Linked DNA regions of Homo sapiens: region 2 is linked to region 1. The links are chromatin loops, found by intact Hi-C in ENCODE. Cell type or tissue: K562. All regions are shown on one strand. Links, peaks and the distances in the headings refer to the core of each region. The heading gives the core; the rest is flanking DNA. Region 1 overlaps NEK1 (NIMA related kinase 1). Region 2 has its middle 100 kb from the start of SH3RF1.

Evidence for each region. A loop is a pair of places that touch in the nucleus more often than their neighbours do. Peaks named below come from ENCODE experiments on the same cell type or tissue, not always from the same donor. Only the 100,000 strongest peaks of a DNase experiment are listed, where the experiment ranks them.
Region 2: it touches region 1 in a loop (4-fold over the local background); 4 of 110 quality-filtered maps call a loop at or near these places.

What each region holds. Positions count from the first base shown.
Region 1 is chr4:169,481,016-169,492,586 of GRCh38, forward strand. All of the region lies in intron 23 of NEK1 (NIMA related kinase 1), which reads right to left. Among named protein-coding and RNA genes, the nearest start is that of NEK1, 130 kb to the right of the region's middle. In K562, for the core only: a CTCF peak has its summit at 5,321; no DNase peak of the experiment used is centred there.
Region 2 is chr4:169,365,448-169,377,018 of GRCh38, forward strand. No RefSeq gene overlaps it. Among named protein-coding and RNA genes, the nearest start is that of SH3RF1, 100 kb to the left of the region's middle. RefSeq lists a silencer at 4,785-5,011. In K562, for the core only: a CTCF peak has its summit at 4,412; no DNase peak of the experiment used is centred there.

The sequences.
Region 1 (11,571 bases), core at 1,817-9,816:
CATTTCAACAATGTTCAAAACAGCTTCACCTTCGTAGACTCCACCTCAAGAAACCACTTTATTTGCTCCTCCATAAGAAGCAATTCCTCATCCATTCAAGTTTATCATGAGATTGTAGCAATTCAGTCATATCTTCAGGCTCCCCTTGCCATTCTACTTCTCTTGCTATTTCTACCACATCTACACTGACTTCCTCCACTGAAATCTTGAAGAATGGAGTCAACTTCTTCCAAACTCCTGTTAATGTTGACATTAACATTAACATGACATTAACTCCATGAATCAAAAAAGTTCTGAATGGCATCTAGAATGATGAATGATGAATACTTTTTAGAAGGCTTTCAATTTACTTTGCCCAGATCCATTAGAGGAACCATTATCTATGGCTACAGCCTTAAAAAAATGTATTTCTTAAATAAGAAGACCTGAAAGTCAAAATGACTTCTTGATACATTGGCTGCAGAATGGATGTCGTGTTAGCAGGCATGAAAACAACATGAATCTCTTTGTATAATACATCTCCATCAGAGCTCTTGGGTAACTAGGTGCCTTGTCAATGAGTAGTAATATTTGGAAATAATTTTTTTTTTCTAACCAGTAGGTCTCAACAGTGGGCTTAAAATATTTACAGCAAACCGTGCTGTTAACAGATGTGCAGTCATCCAGGCTTTATTGTTCCATTTATAGAACACAAATAGAATAGATTTAGCATAATTCTTAAGGGTCCTAGGAGTTTCAGAATGGCAAATGAGCACTGGCTTCAACTTAAAGTCACCAGCTGCATTAGCTCCCAACAAGAGAGTCAGCCAGTCTTTTGAAGCTTTGAAGCCAGCTATTGACTTCTCTTTAGCTTTGAAGCCAGGTATTGACTTCTCTTTAGTTATGAGAGTCCTAGATGGCATCTTCTTCCAATAGAAGGCTGTTTTATCTACACTGAAAATCTGTTGTTTAGTATTACCACCTTTATCAATGATCTTAGCTATATCTCCTGGATAATGTACTGCAGTTTCTCCATCAGCACTTACTGCTTTACCTTGCACTTTCATGTTATGGAGGTGGCTTCTTTCCTTAAACCTTATGAACCAATCTCTGCTAGCCAACAATTTTTCTTCTGTAGCTTCCTTATCTCTCCTAGTCTTCACGGAATTGAGGAGAGTTAGGGCCTTGCTCTGGATTAGGCTTTGGCCAAAGAGAATGTTGCGGCTGGTTTGATCTTCTATCTAGACCACTAAAGCTTTCTCCATATCAGCAAGAAGGCTGTTTTGCTTTCTTTCTTTCTTTTTTTTCTAAGAGATGGGGTCTTGCTCTGTCACCCAGGCTGGAGTGCAGATCCAGGCACAATAATAGCTCACTGCAACCTTGAAATCCTAGGCTCAAATGATCATTCTGCCTTAGCTTCTCAATGTGGTTGGGACTATAGGTGTGTGCCACCACATCCAGCTAATTTTTCTTTCTTTCTTTCTTTCTTTTTTTTTTTTTAGAGACAGGTTCTCACTATGTCATCCATGCTAGTCTCAAACTTCTGGCCTCAAGCAATTCTCGTGCCTCAGTCTCCCGAGTTGCTGAGACTACAGGCACCTGGCTGTTTCGCTTTCTTATCATGTGTGTTCACTGGAGTAGAACTTTTTTTTTTTCTGAGATGGAGTCTTGTACTGTCGCCCAGGCTGGAGTGCAATGGGGTGCAATGGCTCAGTGAAACCTCCGCCTCCCTCCTGGATTTACATGATTCTCCTGCCTCAGCCTCCTGAGTAGCTGGGATTACAGGCACACACCACCACGCTCAGCTAATTTTTTGTATTTTTAGTAGAGATGGGGTTCACTATGTTAGCCAGGCTGGTCTCAAACTCCTGATCTCATGATCCACCTGCCTCGGCCTCCCAACATGCTGGGATTACAGGCGTGAGCCACTGCACCTGGTCTGGGGTAGCACTTTTAATTTCCTTCAGGAACTTTTCCTTTGCATTCACAACTTGGATAACTGGCGCAAGAGGCTTAATTCTGTGCCTATCTCAGCTTTCAATATGCCTTCATCACCAAGCTTAATCTTGATTTCAGGTGACAGACATGCAACTCTTTTACTTGAATACTTAAGAGGCCACTGTAAGTCATTAAGTGGCCTAATTTCAATATTATTTTGTCTTAGGGAATAAGATCTGAGGAGTGAGACAGGGGAACTACCAGTCAGTGGAGCAATTAGAACACACACATTCATCAATTAAATTTCCCATCTTATATGGGTGAAGTCTGTGGTGCCTCAGAACAATTACAACAGTAATATCAAAGATATAATGACAATAATGAAAAAGTTTGAAATATGGCAAGAATTACAAAAATGTGACACAAAGACACAAAATGAGCAAAAGCTGTTGGGAAAATGACACTGATAGACTTGCTTGATGCAGGGTTGCCACAAACCTTCAATTTGTAAAAAATGCAGTATTTATGAAGCACAATAAAACAAAGTATGCCTGTATTTATTTTGTTCAAAAAAGGATGGAAACATTGCTTTAGTCCCATAGTTCAGTATTATTGAAAAAGTATACTGATATTTAAGATGTTACTACAAATAGGCCGGGCGCAGTGGCTCACACCTGTAATCCCAGCACTTTGGGAGGCCAAGGCGGGTGGATCACAAGGTCATGAGTTTGAGACCAGTCTGGCCATCATGGTGAAACCCTCTCTCTACTAAAAATACAAAAAATTGGCCGGGCATGGTGGTGTACACCTGTAGTCCCAAGTACTCGGGAGGCTGAGGCAGGAGAATCACTTGAACCCGTGAGGCAGAGGTTGCAGTGAGCCGAGACTGTGCCACTGCACTCCAGCCTGGGCGACAGAGTGAGACTCTGTCTCAAAAAAAAAAAAAAAAAAAGTTACTACAAATAACTTTTAAAAATATCTAGAGCTCACCTAACAGTATTATCACCTTGAAAGATTATATCTAAATATTTTGAAACTTTGTTTGTTTTAATTACTATAGTATATAAATTCAAATAAGGTTTCATACACTGAGAGAATAAAAACAAGCTCCAAAGTTGTTCTGAATAGTAGCAGTATTTTTAGAACAAATATGTTATTTCTCTAGATGATTACTTAAAAGAAATATACTTTGAATGAACACATTCTGCTATTTTTATTTAAATCAGTAATCACTTCTCTACCACATACTAGGATTACAGTTATGTGCCACCATGCCCAGCACATTTTTGTATTTTTAGTAGAAATGGGATTTCACATGTTGGCCAGGCTGGTCTCGAACTCCTGACCCCGTGATCTGCCTGCCTTGGCCTCCCAGAGTGCTGGGATTACAGGCGTGAGCCACCGCGTTTGGCCTGCTATTTCGATACATCAATCTGACACGATTTCTGTGAGAAGACAAATCCACAATATTTGACAAAAATTATCAATAAATTAAAATACATATTAATACCTATTAAGGCCAAGCACAGTTCTAGATAATGATATCCAAAATGAATTAGACACAATATTTTCTCTGAGGGGACTGTAAATTAGAAAAGAAAAAAGAACACATAAATCAATCAGTATGTTACAGAGAAAAAAATAAAGAGATAAGTACTAAACGATCTGGGGAAGAATGAAACAAAAAATATAGAAAGAACTAACTCTGTAAAGCCAAGAGGGGCACCAGTGAGAACAGCCTTCGCAGAGCAGCCAATGGTCAGCCATTCATTGTTCGGGAAGGCCATAAAACACAGATAAAGTAGGACAGTTGTACATTCAAATCCCAAAACACTCACCAGTCCTGTGATTTTTCATTGTTTTTATCCTCTCTGAACCTCACAGTTTTTCTCTAAAATAGAAATGCTGTACTCTTTGCCTCTCTGCTATAGGGATTGCATGAGATAATTTACGTAAAGTACACATCTGTGTACCTAATAAATAGTAGCAATTGTTATTTATTTGGTTTCCATTAAATAAGGTTATTTGGCTTAAACACTACAAGTCTGGTTTTAGTTCCTGATGAAATGTATTAAGTTTCAGAATGCAAGTTTCTCATCTTTAGAATGCAGACTAAAAACAAAAACCTCCTATCTTAACCATGATCAGAAATTAAAATTTGAGCATTGTGAGAGACAAATTTATTGGCACTTTTATAATAATGATCTTCAGCAGCCTTCAGTAAATGCTTATGTTCTATAATCAAATGCATACTGATCTCTCCTCTGAGTCAACTAAACCAAACAGATTAGAAGAACCTAAACAGACAAATTCAGACATGGAATCTAAATAAATGAACAAAGACAGATTACTAACTCTTACAATAACTTAAGAAGACAACTAAGTTACTGAAAATTTATGGGTGGTTCAGGATGACTACTGAAATGTGGCAACATCATTATAAGCTAATGTCATACACTTAAGTAACTTATTAGTACAGTTGAATTGGGCCTTCTGTATAAATATCATGGTGTATTATTTATAATCAGAACCTTAAAGCTTTTCAATATTAACTACATCTTGAGATAAAAGATGATAATGTACTTCTAATTATTGAAAGATAAACCATTACACTAAGCCTTTTATACGGAAAGTTGAGCAAATATGACATATCACAAAAATTAACTAAGCCAGGAAAACAATATAAAGTTTCATATAAGAGAAAAATATAAAAATTTGGAACAAAGAATGACCCAATTTTATTATACAATTGATCACCCAGCTAAATCTATAATATATATTTCATTCTAAACATACTTTTTCACTGGGTGCAATGGCTCACACCTATAATCCCAGCACTCAGGAGGCTGAGGCAGGAGGAGCACTTGAGCCCAGGAGTTTGAGACCCAGTTAATTTTCTTTTTTCTTGTAGAAATGGAGTCTCACCAGACCAGTGAGACTCCATTTGTACAACAAATAAGAACATTAGCTTATGTATGGTGACGTGTGCTAAGGGTCCCAGCTATAGACAGGCTGAGGCAGGAGGATCCCTTGAGCCCAGCAGGTCGAAATTGCAGAGAGCCATGTTCACACCACGGCACTCCAGCCTGAGTGACAGAGCAAGACCCTGTTTCAAAACAAAACAAAACAAACAAAGCACAGTCTTTCAAAGTTTAACCACAGTTTTAAATATAAAAATGTGCAAAAAAAAAGATAAAACATTGACCTGAAAGTTTCATAATTCAGTTTTAAAAGAAATGCTTTAGAAGCTTTTTTTTTCTTAGCCATTTTTCTCACAAGGTTCATAAATTTAAGGCTTTTCAACATTGCTTTTATTGTCACAAAAGGTTTTCAATTATCGCTGTAAAACTGTTTCTACTTCACGTGTCAATTTTGCCATGTGCTGAAAAATTAAGCAGCAGTGCCACCAAATGACGAAACTCAAAATTTCACCAAATAGTGAGGCGAGGCTTACAAACACATGAAACCACCAGTCTGCCTACTCTTGATGTCTGCCTACTCTTGATCAATAACAAACATATTTTCATCTTTATGCTGACTTATTAGTAAGGATTTAATGTATGCTAGGAAAGTATTAAATGACTTAGTTTCATATTTTGAATAGAGTAATTTCACACAGTTTTATACAGCCTAAAGATATATCATGGCCAAATCTTATCAAATTCATATTTAATGTCTCAAAACCTTATCTTTGAAGAACCAATAGTATAAAAGTATTTGTATTTGAATAAATTTTCTTAACTAGTATTGCCATAATGCTTTTATAAGAATATCTAAGAATAAGAACAAGGTAGCCAGAAGCAATGAGTGTGTACACCCTGTGGGGAGCCTTACAGGCGTGCATGGAAAGTCTAAAAATAAGACAAAGATGGAAACAGAAATACACAAGAATTTACATTCAAAATATTTTATCCAACCTAACCAAGACAGAATCTCCCTAATTCTATTTTTCACTGAATTTTAATTCTTAAAACATTGCTACCCTTTTAAAAAACTGAATCGATCTTCCTTACATACTTCATTCACAATATAGCATACGTGATGGCTGAAAACCTAACACTATATTACTTGGCCCTCCCAAAAAAAGGACCCATCATCACATATTGTTCTCCATATCTAAATCCCAATTGGTACTACAATTTTTATCATTAAATATGTCAAAGAGAAAATTTTATAAAATTAGGTATATACTGCCAAAGAATCACAATAGTTAAGGCAGTGATTTTTTTTTCCTTCACTTTTAAGTTCCAGGGTACATGTGCAGAATGTGCAGGCTTGTTATATAGGTAAATGTGTGCCATGGTGGTTTGCTGCACAGATCAACTCATCACCCAGGTATTAAGGCCAGCATCCGTTAGCTATTCTTCCTGATGCTCTCCCTTCCTCCACATCCCTCAAAAGCCCCAATGTGTGTTGTTCCCACCAATGTGTTCATGTATTCTCATCGTTCAGCTCCCACTTATAAGTGATACCATGAGGTGTTTGGTTTTCTGTTCCTGTGTTAGTCTGTTGAGAATAACAGCTTCCAGCTCCATCAATGTCCCTGCAAAGGACATGTTCTTGTTCCTTTCTGTGGCTGCATAGTATTCCATGGTGTATATGTACCGTGTTTTCTTTATCCAGTCTATCACTGATGGAAATCTGGGTTGATTCTATGTCTTTGCTATCGTGAATAGTGCTGCAATGAACATACGCATGCATGTATCTTTATAACAGAATGATTTATATATTTTGGGGTATATACCCAGTAATGGGATTGCTGGGTCAAATGGTGTACCTGCTTCTAGATCTTTGAGGAATCCCCACACTGTCTTCCAAAATGGCTAAACTAATTTACACTCCCACCAACAGTGTAAATGCATTCCTTTTTCTCTGTAACTTTGCCAGCATCTGTTGTTTCTTGATTTTTTAATAATTGCCATTCTGACTGATGTGATATGGTATTTCTCTGTGGTTCTGATTTGCATTTCTCTAATGATCAGAGATGTTGAGCTTTTTTTCATGTTTGTTGGCTGCATGCATGTCTTCTTTTTAAGAAGTGTCTGTTTATGTCCTTTGCCCATTTTTTAATGCGTAAAAATGGACATTTTTGTTTTTTTCTTGTAAATTTGTTTAAGTTCCTTGTAGACTCTGGATATTAGCTCTTTGTCAGATGGATAGATTGCAAAAATTTTCTCCCATTCTGTAGGTTGTCTGTTCACTCTGATGACAGTTTCTTTTGCTGTGCAAAAGCTCTTTAGTTAATTAGATCCCATTTGCCAATTTTTGCTTTTGTCGCTATTGCTTTTGGCATTTCATCATGAAATCTTTATTTGTGCCTGTGTCCTGAACGATACTGCCTAGATTTTCTTCTAGGATTTCTATAGTTTTGGGTTTTACATTTACATCTTTAATCCATCTTGCGTTAACTTTTGTATAAAGTTTAAGGAAGGGGGATCCAGTTTCAATTTTCTGCATATGACTAGCCAGTTCTCCCAGCACCATTTATTAAATAGGAAATCCTTTCCCTATTGCTTGTTTTTGTCAGGTTTTTCAAAGATCAGTTCCGTGTAGGTATGTGGTTTATTTCTGAGTTCTCTATTCTCTTCCATTGTTCTATGTGTCTATTTTTGTACCAGTACCATGCTGGTTTGGTTACAGGGCAGTGATTTTTATCCTTTGTTAGATTGAAAATATTATACTTTTGAGAATCCAAGGAAATATACGTGGTTTTACTGAAGAAAATGCACCAACATACATACTGCCAAACTTTACATTAATATTTTAGGGGGCTTAATAATGCTAGCTTCAATTCTGAATTCCATGTTAACCACTCCTGAGTAACGGTCAATGAGTAAAGATAGATATATGAACACTACCCCCCAATATAACATCTAGATTATGCTATATTAGACTTTCTATTGAAATAATAGTTAAATAACTTTAATCAATTTTTTTTTGTATATTAAGCTGGATCTAAATACTTACATTATGGATACTATTTTTCTATACAATTTAGATAGAGCAACATTAGAGAATATGCCCTTCATCTAGACGAGGAAATAAAGGCCACAAACATTAAGTCAATCTTCAAACAAGCTAATTAATTGGCAAGGCTGAGACCAAAATCAGGTATTCTGATTCCCAGTCTCATTTTTTTCCCACTATACCAGTGTGCATTAAATAAACAGATGTTTCCTGAACATTTCCTTATGCACAGCTCTGGAATATCATGAGACACAGAATTCCCAATGAATTTATTTGTGTTACTATTCACCAGGTACCATGCTGAGCATTTTACGTGGTAAATCAGTTAAGATTCTTTGGTTGAAGGCAATAGAAACTAACTATAGAGGGGCGGAGGGAGGGAGGGAAGGAGGCAGCTAGGTAGCCAGGCAGCCAGGCAAGGAGGGTGGTGACATCAGCAGGATGGCAAATTACAAATGCCTAATGCTCTACCCTCTGCCCCACAAAAAAGGACAAAAACAATGAATTGATAACTGCATTTTGACCAGAGTGACTTAAGAATGTCAGAGAATAGCAAGGGAGTGGCAGAAACCCTGTGAAGCACAGGCTAAGTATGGCCATATACAGAAGGGTGGAGTCATTGTTGTGCTATTCCCTTCCCCAATGCCTAAGTCACAGCTGTGCCCCACCATTCATGGGCCCTTGTTGCTGCTGTACCCAGCCTCACAAAGTCTGGTCCATTGCTATGTCCTGCCATGCCAGAGTCACCACTACAAGGAACCTCCTCTCCTGGTGTCCAAGTTGCCACTATGCCCTACTGGCTCCAGAAACTGAAGTGCAGTTATGCCCTGCTCCCTAGGGTCCAAGCCTCTAGAACATCTCTTCTTCTCCAGACCCATGCCAGTGCTGTGCCCTGACTCTCAGGATCAGAGTCACAGCTATATCCCTGCTACCTGGGCCCAAGCTACTGGGGAATGCCTTAGAGTCAGTCCCCACCTTTGTAGAACAGCTTCATCTACCCATACCTCAGAGAGTGAACTTGTACTCAAGTCACAAGTATCATAGTAATTCAGGAAGACAGTGGGCCCAGGACCCTAGCACCACTGTAGGCTGCTTGTGAGCTCTGCCAAATCTGACAACAAGAAGGATTTCCCCAACAAAGTCTCCCCACGGTACGATAAACAAGAGCAGGAGGACCCCCACTAAAGCCCTTGTCACTGAGAATCCTAATAACCTATGCTGCTACCACTGCTGTCACACACTCCTACAGTCATGGCTAAAGTACCTGCAGCCATTACTCAAATTGATTACAACTGAAGGAGCTGCATGGACACTACACTACCGTGCCTACCTGGAACCAGAGGCAGAACCTCTGCCCTTGAGCCACTGCACCACCACCCACAGAGCCAATGCACCCTGCTCAACTGACCCCCTAGCAATCATCTATAGGTAAAATCATCCCCTACAAAAGCAACTCTATAGATTTGGAAGAGGTCACTGATCCACTAGATGTGCAGTTATCAATGCAAGGACACAAGAAACATGAAAAAGCAGGAAAACATGACACCATCAAAGGAATAATTCTCCAGATAATGACCCCAAAGAAATGGAAATTTACAAATTACCTGATAGAGAAATCAAAGTAATGATCTTACGGAAACTCAGGGATATACAAGAGGATAGACAATTCAATGAAATCAGCAAAATAATCCATGATATGAATCACAAGCTCAATAAAGATATACATAACACAAAAAGAACCAAACAGAAATCTTGGGGCTGAAGAATTCAATGAATGAAATTGTTAAAAACTGAGAGCTTCAACAGCAGACTAGATCAAGCAGAGGAAACAATCTGTGAATTTGAAGATAGGTCTTTTGAAGTTGCCCAGATAGAGAAAAAGTGAAGAAAGCCTATAGGAATTATGGAACACCATGAAAGGAACAAATGTCACAGTATGAGCTCTAGAAAGAGAAGAGATGAGGCCGGGCATGGTGGCTCACGCCTGTAATCCCAGCACTTTGGGAGGCCAAGGCGGGAGGATCACGAGGTCAGGAGATCAAGACCATCCTGGCTAACATGGTGAAGCCCTGTCTCTACTAAAAATACAAAAAATTAGCCAGGTGTGGTGGCATGCGCCTGTAGTCCCAGCTACTTGGGAGGCTGAGGCAGGAGAATCGCTTGAACCCAGGAGGTGGAGGCTGCAGTGAGCCAAGATTACGTCACTGCACTCCAGCAACAGAGGAAGACTCCATCTCAAAAAAAAAAAAAAAAAAAAAAAAAAAGAGAGATGGAGAAAGGCACAGAAGGCTTTTTAAGTGAAGTACTTGCTGAACACTTCCCAAGTCTTGGGAGTGATATGGTCATCCATATCTACAGAAGTTGAAAACTAACAAACAGGTTCAATGCAAAGAGGTCCTCACCAAGGCACTTTATAATTTAAAACATTAAAAGTAAAAGACAAAGAATTTTAAAAGCAGAGGGAGAAGAGCATCAAGCAACATACAAGGGGCTCGCCATTAGACTATCAGCAGATTTCTCAGCAGAAATCTTGCAGGTCAGGAGAGAATGGGATAATATACTCAAGGTGCTAATTAAAAAAACCCTGCCAGCCAACAATACTATACTTAGAAAAGCTGTTTTTCAGAAATAAAATAGAAGTAAAGTCTTTCCCAGATAGACAGAAGCTAAGGGAATTCATCACCTCTAGAACTGATTTACAAGAAATGCTTAAGAGTTCTTCAACCAGAAACAAAAGAACAATAACTACTACCACAAGAACATATCAAAGTATAAAACTCACTGGTAGAGAGGTATTTATATATATTCAAATTCAGAATATTCCATTACTGCAACAATGGTGTGTAAATCTCTCAAATTGCTATTATAAAGGTTAAATGTTGAAACAGTAAAAAACAACTGTAATTGCATTAAGTTGTTATGAAGTCCAAAATGTAAAAAGGTATAAACTGTGACAGCCAAAATAATTGTGAGGAGGGTAAAAGTCTAGAATATCTTCATGTGACAAAGTTAAATTGTTATCAGCTTAAAATAGTCTATTATTACTATAAGATGCTTTGTGTAAGCCTCATGATTAACTACAAAGCAAAAAACTACAGTAGATACACAAATGAGAACGAGAAAGGAATCAAAACTTAGCACATAGCACAAAATCACAAGAGTAGACAATAAGAGAAGAAGAAAGGAACAAAGGACCAAAAAACAACCAGAAAACAATAACAAATGCAGTAGTACGTGCTTACCTATCAATAACAATCTTCAATGTAATTAAGCTCTCCAATCAAAAGATTTAGAATGGATGGAAAAATAAGATTCAGACGCTGCTTCAAGATTGTGACTACGGACATCTCATGCCCGTTCTCCTCAGAAGGAAGATCAAAATTACTGGTAAATCATCAAGTTTTGACAAGGAAACAGAGGGAACAGAGCCAGGACCTGTTGGAGTACCCACGTGAAGAAGATTGGGTGGAGAGAAAGAAAGCAGCAAAAGTCTGGTTGATAGCGACCGCTGAGGAACTCAGAGTCCAGCAGAAACTGTAGGTGGGAGTGTGTCTCTGCTCCCCTCACCCCTCTGACAACACACTGGCTGCTAAACAGCTGGGGAGCCCCTCAGCCCTTGCAAGCCAGGGCAACACTATCGGTGGCGATTAGAGGACTTCCTGAAAACAGAGAACTGGGTGAGCAGCT
Region 2 (11,571 bases), core at 1,214-9,213, 120 kb before region 1:
AGATGGTTTATTATTCTTTTTATATATGGCTGGATTTGATTTGCTAAAATATGGTTAAAAATTATTGCAATGATGTCTGTAGTTTTCTCTTGTTCTTTTTTTTAGACGGAGTCTTGCTCTGTCTCCCAGGCTGGAGTGCAGTGGTATAATCTTGGCTCACTGCAATCTCTGCCTCACGGGTTCAAGTGACTCTCCTGCCTCAGTCTTCCAAGTAGCTAAGACTACAGGCGTGTGCCACCACACTAAGCTAATTTTTGTATTTTTAGCAGAGGTGGGGTTTCACCATATTGGCCAGGCTGGTCTTGAACTCCTGACCTTGTGATCCATCTGCCTCGACCTCCCAAAGTGCTGGGATTACAGGCGTGAGCCACTGTGCCTGGCCAGTTTTCTTTCTTTTTAATTTTTTTTTCTTTTTTTTTTGGTATCAGGGTACTACTGTTCTCATAAAAGTAGTTGGTAAGTGTGTCCTCTTCTTTAACATGTTCTGCAGAGATTAAAGAAGATCCTAACCTCTTATCTTTCAGTGACCTTGAGGGTCTGTCAAGTAGGAAATAAAGGTGACGGCAGGGTTGTCCACTGCCTGGCTGAGTGGTGAAGTCATACCCCAATATGCATCTAGAGCCCTAGGCAAAGACTGGGAGACTGATTAGCTCTAGGTGTTTAAGAAAATCTGTTCGTTATTAGCTGACCACTAGGCTAACCATGCAAAAAAACCAGTGGCCATACATGAAAATGAATATACCCTTTACAGAGTTAGTTCAGAAAAGTCACTGAACAAACAGCAACAACACCAAACCACGGGGAGAGAGAAGAATCTGAGTTCCAGAGATACCACATTATATTATTTTAAATGTCCTGTTTTTGACAAAAAATTATGAGACAACAAAAAAAGAAAGTATGGTCCCTATGATGGGAAAAAAGAAATCAACCAATGAAAACCCAAGGAAGCCAAGACATTGGACTTACTAGACAAAGACTTTATATCAGTGAACTGAAGGCAGCCATGTGTAAAAAGCTAAAGGAAAATAGGAAAATTCTGGTTATTTAAATAGAGACTGTAAATAAACTGATAGAAATTATTTTAAAAAGAACTAAATAGAAACTCTTCCATTGAAAAGTAAAATAACTAAAATGATAAACTCACTAGAGAGTCTCACCAGATTTGAGCAGGAAGAATAAAGAAATAGAACATTTGGAAATTGGTAAATTGTTTATTCAGTATTTTTAACTGAAAAAAAAATGAAGGAAAAAGTGAACAGAGCCTCAGAGACCCATGGGACAACATACACATAACAAGAGTCTCAGAAGGAAAAGAGAAAGAAAAGGAGGCAAAAGAGTTTTAAAAACATAATGGCCAAAAACTTCTCATTTGATGAAAATTATTAATCTATCCATCCAAGAATCCTAATGAACTCCAAGTAGGATAAAATCAAGTCAGTCCACACTGACACACATCGTAAGTAAATTTTTGAGAACTAAAGACAAAGAAATAATCTTTAAAGCAGCAGGGGAGAAGTGATTCATCACATATAAATAATCTCAATAAGATTAACAGTTGATTCTTACAAAAGAAATTATGGAGGCCAGAATGCAGTGGTATGACATTAAAATACTGAAAGAAAAATACTGCTAACCAAGAATTCTGTATCTGGCAAAACCATCCTTCAGGCCAGGTGCAGTGGCTCGCGCCTGTAATTTCAGCACTTTGAGAGGCCGAGGTGGGCAGATGACTTGAGACCAGGAGTTCGAGACCAGCCTGGCCAACATGGTGAAACCACATCTTTACTAAAAATACAAAATTTAGCCAGGCTTGGTGGTGTATGCCTGTAATCCCCACTTCTCAGGTGGCTGAGGCATGAGAATCACTCCAGAGGAAATTACATAGGTAAATATAAAAGACAGTATAAATGTATTTGTTGGTTGTAACTTTTATATAACTACCTTACTAAAATGATAACTGTATAAAATAACAATTCTAAATATGTGTTGATGGGCATACCACATATAAATACGTAATTGTATGATAATAACACACAAAGGAAGGGGGGAGAAATAAAGCTATTTTGGAACAGTCTTTGTATACTTTTGCAATTATGTTGCTACTCATCCAAACTAGATTTTTATAAATTAAAATGTTAATTGCAATCCCTAGGACTACAACTAGGAATATAAGTCAAAAATATATAATAAAAAGAAATGACAAGGGAATTAAAGCAGTGTATTAGAAAATCTCTCTTTAGGCCAGGCACAGTGGCTCACACCTGTAATGCCAGCACTTTGGGAGGTGGGTGGATCACGAGGTCAAGAGATTGAAACCACCCTGGCCAACATGGTGAAATCCCATCTCTTCTAAAAATACCAAAATTAGCTGAGCGTGGTGGTGAGCACCTGTAGTCCCAGCTACTGGGGAGGTTGAGGCAGGAGAATCACTTGAACATGGGAGGCAGAGGTTGCAGTGAGCAAAGACTGTGCCACTGCACTCCACCCTGGCAATAGAGCAAGACTGTCCCAAAAAAAAAAAAAAAAAACAAACCAGAAAATCTCTATTTAACATAAAAGAAGGAAGTAATGGACAAATAGGGGAACAAAAAGACATATGACATGTCAAAAGCAAATAGCATTAGAAATTTTATTCATGCAGAAACCTACATATGAACATTTGTAGAAATTTTATTCATAATTGCTTAAACTTAGAAAAAACTAGAAGGTCTTTCAGCAAGTGAATGGATAAACAAATCATGGTACATTCATACAACAGAATATTATTCAGTGCTAAAAAGAAATGAGCTATTGAGCTATTATCACATACTTTACCTTTATCCCCATTCTTTGAGAACTACATTCTTACATATATTAGACCACCTAAAGCTGTCCCACAGCTCACTGATGCTCTGTTCTTTTCTCATTTTAAAAAAATCTCTGTGTTTTAGCTGGGTGTGGTGGCTCATGCCTGTAATCCCAGCAGTTTAGGAGGACAAAGCAGAAAGATCGCTTGAGTCCAGGAGTTCAAGACCAGCTTCGGCAATATAGTGAGACCCTATCTTTACAGAAAATAAAAAATTAACTGGGCATGGTGGCACACACCTGTAGTCTCAGCTACTTGGGAGGCTAAGGCAGGAGGATTGCTTGAGTCTAGTGTGTCGAGGCTGCAGTGAGCTGTGATTGTGCCACTGCACTCCAGCCTGGGTAACAGAGTGAGACCCTGTCCCCTGATTCCCCAAAAAAAAGAAAAGAAAAAGAAAAAAAAAACAACTCTGTGTTTCATTTAGATTATTTTTACTACTGTGCCCTCAAGTTCACTGAACTTTTGCAATAGCTGATTTTCTACTAATTCTATCCACTATATTTTCCATATCAGATACTATATTTTTTATTCCTAACAGTTTAAGATCTTTTTAATATTTTCCATAAAATTTCTTAACATACTTACATTATCTTCTTTCCTTGAATTTGTGGAGTATATTTATAATAATTGCTGTAATGTCTGTGTCTCCTAGTGATATTATTTGCATCACTTCCGAGCCATTTTCCATTGATTGATTTTTCTCCCTATTATGGTTTGTATTTTTCTGCTTCTTTGCATACTTTGTACTTTTCAATTAGACATTGTAATTTGTTTACCTTGTTGGTTGCTAATGTTTTTTGTATTCCTTAACTATCCGTGAGCTTTGTATGGGATGTAGTAAAATTGTTTATAAATATTTTGATCCTTTTGAGGCTTACTTTCAAGTTGGTCCTGTTATGAAGGATCAAAACAGCCTTTAGGCAGAATTTTTCACTGCTACTGAGGCAATACACTTCTGAGCGCTCTACCCAATGCCTTGTGCATTATTAGGTTTTTTCACTCTAGCTGGTGGGAACATTAACTCTTCCTGGCTTTCTTTGTTCCAGAGGTAGTTCTGCCCACTCCTTTCCAGTAGTTCTTTCCCCATAGTTTCGTTACACACACACACTAACCAAGACTAACATGAACAGTTGAGGAAAACCTGCGGATATCAGGTGCTCTCTGTGCAGCTCGCTCTTTTATCTGCAGTACTTTCTCCTACGTACTATTTTATTCTATGTGATTTTGTCATCTTGGTGTCCTCAAATTCTCAACTCTGCCTCATCCTAGTGAGAAGAGCATGGTCTGAGTTGCTCCTCCCTACAGTGCATCCTTTTAATTTTTTTCCAGGCAGTACACTAAGTATATTAGTCCATTAGCATACTGCTATAACAAAATACCCGAGACTGGGTAATTTATAAAGAAACAAGGTTTAATGGGCTCACTGTTCCACAGGCTGTACAGGAAGTATGGGTGGGGAGGCCTCAGGAAACTTTCAGTCATGGCGGACGGTGAAGGAGAAGCAGGCACCTCCTACATGGCGGGAATGGGAGGAAGAGAGAGAGGGGGAAGTGTTACACACTTAAATAGCCAGATGGCGTGAGAACTCTATCATGAGAACTGCACCAAAGGGGAAAATCCACCTCTGTGATCCAATCGCCTCCCACCCAGCCATCTTAATTCTAACACTGGGGATTACAATTTGACATGAAATTAGGGTGGGAACACAAATCCAAACCATATCACTAAGCAATGCTAAGGTTCACCTAATTTGATTCCCTTCACTAAGAGATCCTTGTTCTATGCGGCCTTGTGTCCAAAACTATATTTTGTGGGTTTTTTCTTTTTCTTTTTCTTTTTTTTTTTTAGTTGTTTAAGGTAGGCAGGTGTAACGGTTAATTATATGTATCTACCTGAAGGATGTTTTTGGAGGAGATTAACATTTAAATCAGTGAACTTGGATGGGCCTCATCCAATCAGTTAAAGGCCTGAATATAACAAAAAGACTAGCCTCCCTGAGCAAAAGATAAAATTTCCAGCCAGCTGCTTTGGACATTATCTGCATCATTGGCTTCCCTGGGTCTCTAGGTTGCCAGCCTTCAGACTAGAATCACACCACCAGCTCTCCTGAGTCTTAAGCCTGCCAGCCTGTATTATGGATTTTGGATTTCTCTGCCTTCATAATTGTGTGAGCCAATTCCTTATAATAAATCTCTATAGATATATAGGTCCTGGGCCGGGCGCGGTGGCTCCTGCCTTTAATGCTAGCACTTTGGGAGGCTGAGGCAGGCGGATCACCTGAGGTCAGGGGTTTGAGACCAGCCTGGCCAACATGGTGAAACCCCATCTCTACTGAAAATACAAAAATTAGCCAGGTGTGATGGCATGCACCTGTAATCCCAGCTACTTGGGAGGCTGAGGCTGGAGAATCGCTTGAACCCAGCAGGTGGACGTTGCAGTGAGCCGAGACTGCACCACTGCACTCCAGCCTGAACGACATAGTGAGACTCTGTCTTAAAAAAAAAAAATATATATATATATATATATATATATATATATATATATATATATGTGTGTGTGTGTGTGTGTGTGTGTGTGTGTCCTATATAGATATTAATAAGATAGGTATATAGATATACAGATCCTATTGGTTCTGTTTCTTTTCTTTCTTTCTTTTTTTTTTTTTTTGACGGAGTTTCGCTCTGTTACCCAGGCTGGAGTGCAGTGGTGTGATCTCAGCTCACTGCAACCTCTGCCTCCAGGGTTCAAGCCATTCTCCTGCCTCAGCCTCCTGAGTAGTTGGGACTACAGGTGCCCACCACCACACCTGGCTAATTTTTGTATTTTGAGTAGAGATGGGGTTTCACCATGTTGGCCAGGCTGGTCTCAAACTCCTGACCTCAAGTGATCTACCTGCCTTGGCCTCCCAGAGTGCTGGGATTATAGGCCTGAGCCTCCATGCCCGGCCTGGTTCTGTTTCTTTGGAGACCTTGACTAAAGAAGAAGACAAATCTGTTCCATGTTATTCCTCCATGACTGGAAACAAGTTCATGATGCATTTGAAAGCTATAGCAATTAAGATGGTTTGGCAGGCTGGGCACATTGGCTCACACCTGTAAGCCCAGCACTTTGGGAGGCCAAGGCTAGTGGATCACTGAGATCAGGAGTTTGAGACCAGCCTGGCCAACATGGTGAAACCCTGTCTCTACTAAAAAATACAAAAAAATTAACTGGGTCTAGTGGCACACAACCTATAGTCGCAGCTACTTGGGAGGCAGAGGCAGGAGAATCATTTGAACCCTGGAGGTGGAGGTTGCCATGAGCAGAGGTCACGCCACTGCACTCCAGCCTGGGCGACAGAGCAAGACTCCTCAAAAAAAAAAAAAAAAAAAAAAAAAAAAAAAAAAAGATGATTTGGCATTTATGCGTTGCAAAAAAAAAAAAAAGAGAGAGAGATAATGGACTAACATAGCCCTAAAACAGATCCATAAGTCTAAGGATGCTTTACACATATTTAGGGTGCCATTATAGATTACTGGGGAAAGGATGGTCACTCAATTATTGCTGAAAGAATATTTTATTTGTATATATAAAAAAAGTGTTACATGATAACCAAAAATCCATTTTATACGAATTAAGTACTTTAATTAAATCTTTTAGAAAATAATGTTGAAGACTTTCATAACCTCTGCCTAAAAATTCATCTCAAACCAGGCCCCAAAAGTACAAATCATAAAATTACTATATTTTAAAAAGTAAAAATCAACCCCAAAATTCATAGGATATATATGCAGTACACATAGCAGTCAAAGATTAATATTCTGAAAATATTTACTCATTAAAATCAACAAGATAAATAACTTTGTTTTTTTTTTAGGATACAAGGTCTTGGCTGGGCACAGTGGCTCATGCCTGTAATCCCAACACTATGGGAGGATAAGGCTGGCGGATCATGAGGTCAGGAGTTCGAGACCAGCCTGACCAATATGGTGAAATCCCATGTCTACTAAAAATACAAAAATTAGCTGGGCATGGTGGCGCACACCTGTAATCCTAGCAACTCAGGTGTCTGAGGCAGGAGAATCGCTTGAACCCAGGAGGAAGAGTTTGCAGTGAGCCGAGACTGCCCCACTGCACTCCAGACTGGGTAATAGAGGAAGACTCCATCTCAAAAAAAAAAAAAAAAAAAAAAAGAAAGAGACAAGGTCTCAGCATGTTGCCCAGGCTTGTCTTGAACTCCTGGGCTCAAGCAATCCTCCTGCCTTCGCCTCCCAAAGTGCTAGAATTACAGACATGAGCCACCATGCCCAGCCCCTAAATTAAAAAAAAATAAGTAAGATACTTTAACAGACACTTGCCAGAAGACAAAACCTAACTGGCCAGTGAAAATATCAAAATATGTTCAGCCTCATTAGCAATTAGGAAAATTCAAATGGAAACACTATGGAATATAATTTTATACCCATGAGACTGACAATAATTTAAAAAGACTGACAATAAGGATTGATACGTGGTACAAAAGGAAATACTACTACTCATAAATGCATGAATTCGGACAATAACTTTGAAATACAAGTTGGCATTTCTTTGTAAAATTGAATCATTCTTATAACATAATAGTTCTATTCTTAGGAGGAGGAATTCTTGACACATGTATGCATCAGCAGCCATGTAAAAGAGCATCATTGTTTGTAAAAGGAAAAAAACAACAACTGAAAAATATTCCAGAAGTCCATTGATAGGATAGTGGGAAACTAAACTGTGATGTATTTGTGTATCTGAATACAGTCATGTGTGGCTTAACAACAGGGATATGTTCTGAGAAATGAGTTAGACAATTTCGTCATTGTGTGCACATATCATAAAGTGTACTTACACAAACCTAGATGGTATAGCCTACTACACACCTAGGTTATGGAATATAGCCCATTACTCCTAGGCTACAAACCTCTATAGCATGTTACTATACTCAATACTGTAGGTAACTGTAACACAATGGTAAGCATTTGCGTATCTAAACACAGAAAAGGTACAGTAAAAATATGATACAAAAGATAAAAAATGGTATGGCTGTGTAAAGCACTTACCATGAATGGAGCTTGCAGGAAGTTGCTCTGGGTGAGTGGTGAGTGAATGGGAAGGCCTAGGACATTACTGTACACTTAGGCTATATTTAATTTATTTAAAAATATAGTAATTGCACTAGAATGTTATCATGGCTACAACATCACTAGACAATAGGCATTTTTTTCAGCTGCATTGTACACTGTTGTGCATGTGGTCCATTGTTGACTGAAGCATCCTTATGTGGCACATGGCTGTACTTTTCAACAGATAAAATAAGGAAACTACAACTACTTTCATCAACATGAATGAATCATGAATATAATGGTAAAATTTAAAAAGCAAATTATAGGAGAATAATACATTGACATTGTTTAGACAACATTCAAAGACAAGCAAACTATACAATATATATTTTATATATAAATACATGAGTAACATGTCCAAAGGATAATAAAACTCAGGAGGGCGATTATCTTTGGGGAGAATGTAGAGAATGTGATTAGGGAAGTGAAAAAAGGGTTTAGTGATAATGACAACATTTTGTTTCTTAAGCTGGTATATGGGTGTTTATTATTATGCTTTATAAATTATAAGTTATATACATTCCATAGTTACCAGGGGTTTCATAAATTTTTAGAAAGCTGATTAAGGTAAATCACTGGACTTTCTTGCTAATATAAATGTATCTGGTATCTGTGGCTCCAAACCAGAATATAGTTCTAACCAACTTCAAATGAATTAGACTTACAGAACTACACATTCTAGAGATGTGACCTGTGAATATCGAAGCATCCATTGTTCTTAACTCACGTCAAGCAGGAGAGTACTGAGATGGATGACATGTTTGTGAGCTTATTTGTGGACCCTCTCCAAGATGTTAATTCTCTTAGTTGATACTTTAACAATCTGTACTATCCACAATGGTTTTAAATAGAATAATATATTTACCAAGAAGGAAGGTGGAAAAAGAAATTGAAGAAATAACAAAGACAAGGAAGAAGGCGATCATAGTGAAAGAGATGAGAAAATTAAGATAATTCCAAGTAGGAAATTAAGTCAAGAGGTAAACAGGAGAAGGTATGTCCCCTAGCAATTCCAGAAAGTACACGCTGGGTTTCCAATAGTGCTTAGAATGAGGGTTCAAGCCATTTATTTAAGTTTTAAAAGAAGGGATTTATTGAGTATTATATATGGACCCTATATCCAAGTACTGATAATGAACCTTATTTGTCAACATTGGTCCTTTAATACCTGTTCTATTTCAAAAATTAAATTGTTGATCCCTATTTACTTAAATATCTCCATTAATTTGGTTCTGATTTTACTTCAGAAGGAAGGTAAAAATGAGAAAAGTAGAAAATTAACCTTTTTAAATAATAATGACATTAGCAATATTACCAACTAGAAGTCCCCTTTTCTCATCTCCTTGACACAGACAGCCCAAATAATGAATGAGCAACTACATTTTAACAAATAACTAAGGGAGTGTGACGGAGTACATCAAAGGATTTAACAGAAACCCTGATGAACACAGAAACTCAGGATAGCCACACAGAGAACAGAAGGAAACAGCAGGCTTCCAGCACCCCATCCCCTAGCTGGTATCAGCTGGGAACCAGGAAGAACTTCTCCCTATGGCAAGGAGGTTAAGGAAGCCCCCATCAACACCTTTGACACCTACTGTTCTCACCACTGGGGTCCCCTGCAGTCCTCACACTGTGCGCCACCTCCTGTGGCTTGCATGGCGATACCTTGAGCGCAGGTCTCAAACCTTTGGAGCATCCCTTCTTCCCTGGAGTCAGGCCAAGACTGTGCCCTGCCTGCCCTGGAGTAGAATCACAGCCAACCTTACCCTCCTTGACCCAAGCTCTAGAGGGTGTCTCAGTGTGCAACCTACAGTCAACTTTAACACAGAGAGAAAACCTGCACCCCAAAACTCAGGTGCCACAATAGCTTTGCACTAAGACAAGCCGTGAGCAACTGTTTCCCCCTTCCCTCTGGGGTTGGGCAGCAGTGGAACTGCTTCACTTACTCCTCCTCCCTTTACTCCCTCAGGCCAGAGCAGAAGCTGTGCACTCTCTCTTGGGGAAATGATGCTTTGGAAGAATGGTTCCATCTACCACTCTCAGCTCTGGCTATGTCCTACCACTAGAGGCCTGAGCTGAAACTGTGCACCGCTTTCTGAGGAAACAGTGCTTTGGTGGAGGTCTACATCCTGGAAAAATGGTGTAGGGACCACCCAGAACAGTCATGTCCCCCAGGTCTAAGCTGAAATGGCACATCACCCCCTTGGGAATTGGTGCCTTGGCCAAGTTGAGTAGCTGTGTAGTCCAGGGCTGAGTTGATGTAGTACCCTGTCTCCCAGGGAAACAGAGCAGTGTCTCAGTTGAGACACTTTGTCCTACAGGCCAAAAATCTCTAATAACCTGCTTCCTTGGAGAGGAACTAGGGCTCTAGATCCTGAGCTGCTAAGATACCCCTCTCCCTGGGGAGTGGAGTCATCACTGTGCTGCTCCCTGCCCTCCAGGGCCTAAACAACAGCTGTCCTCATCCATTCTAGGGTACTTGCTACTGCTGCACCCAGCCTCAAAGTATCTGAGATACTGCTGAGCCCCACCATCCCAGGATTTAGGATCACTGCTACATGGTGCCTCATCGTTAAGGACCTATCCCTAACGACCTAGGTTGCCCACGAGCCCTATTGGTTTAGACTTCTGAATTGCAGCCATACCCTGTACCGTGGTCTCAAACCTTTAGAGTAGCCCTTCTTCCCTGGTGTCAGGTCAGGGCTGTGCCCTGCCCCTCTGGAACAGAAGCACAGCTACAACCTGACCCCCTGGACCCAAGCTCCTAGGGAGTGCCTTAGGGTCAGAGACACTTGCTCAGTGTGCAACCTATATTCAACCTTACCACACAGAAAAAACCTATACCCCCAAACTCAGCTGCTACAATAGCTTTGCAAGACCCTGAGCCTAGGCCCCTGCCCCAGAGCCACTCCAAACATTTGCACCTAAAACCTGGAACCCAGCACCATTGTAGCTGCTTTTAGGATGTGTCAGACTTGACACCAGGAGGGCTCTCCTCACCTAAGTCCTCTTATTGTGGGGAAAATGAATATAAAGGGAGCCCAAAGGCCCTTGCTGCAAAGGACATTAACAACTGATGCCACCACTGCTGTTACTTCAGACTTCTACAGTCTAAGCCACTGAGGCATCCACAGCTATTGCTGATACTGAACACAGCCAAAGAAGTTGCATGGAGATCATATCACCATACCTGGAATGCACTCTAGAAACAAAGTTGCAACACCCTTCCTTCAACCAGCATGCTAAGACACAATTATGGTTGCAAGTCCTTCTGTAAGAAAGCCTCTTTAGAAAGTTTGGAAGAGGTGATTGTTCCATCATGTGCACGAAAATAAATGCAGGGACACAAGAAACATGAAAAAGCAAGGAAATATGACACCATCAAAGGAGCATAATTCTGTAGCAACAGACCCCACTGAAAAGGAAATCCATGAATTCTCAGAAAAAGAATTCAAAATGATGATATTAAGGAAACTCAATGAGATACAAGAAAATACAGGTAGGCAATTCAATGAAATCAGGAAAAGAATTCATGATATGAATGAGAAATCCAACAAAGAGATACATATCTATCATTAAAAAGTCCTAAGCATA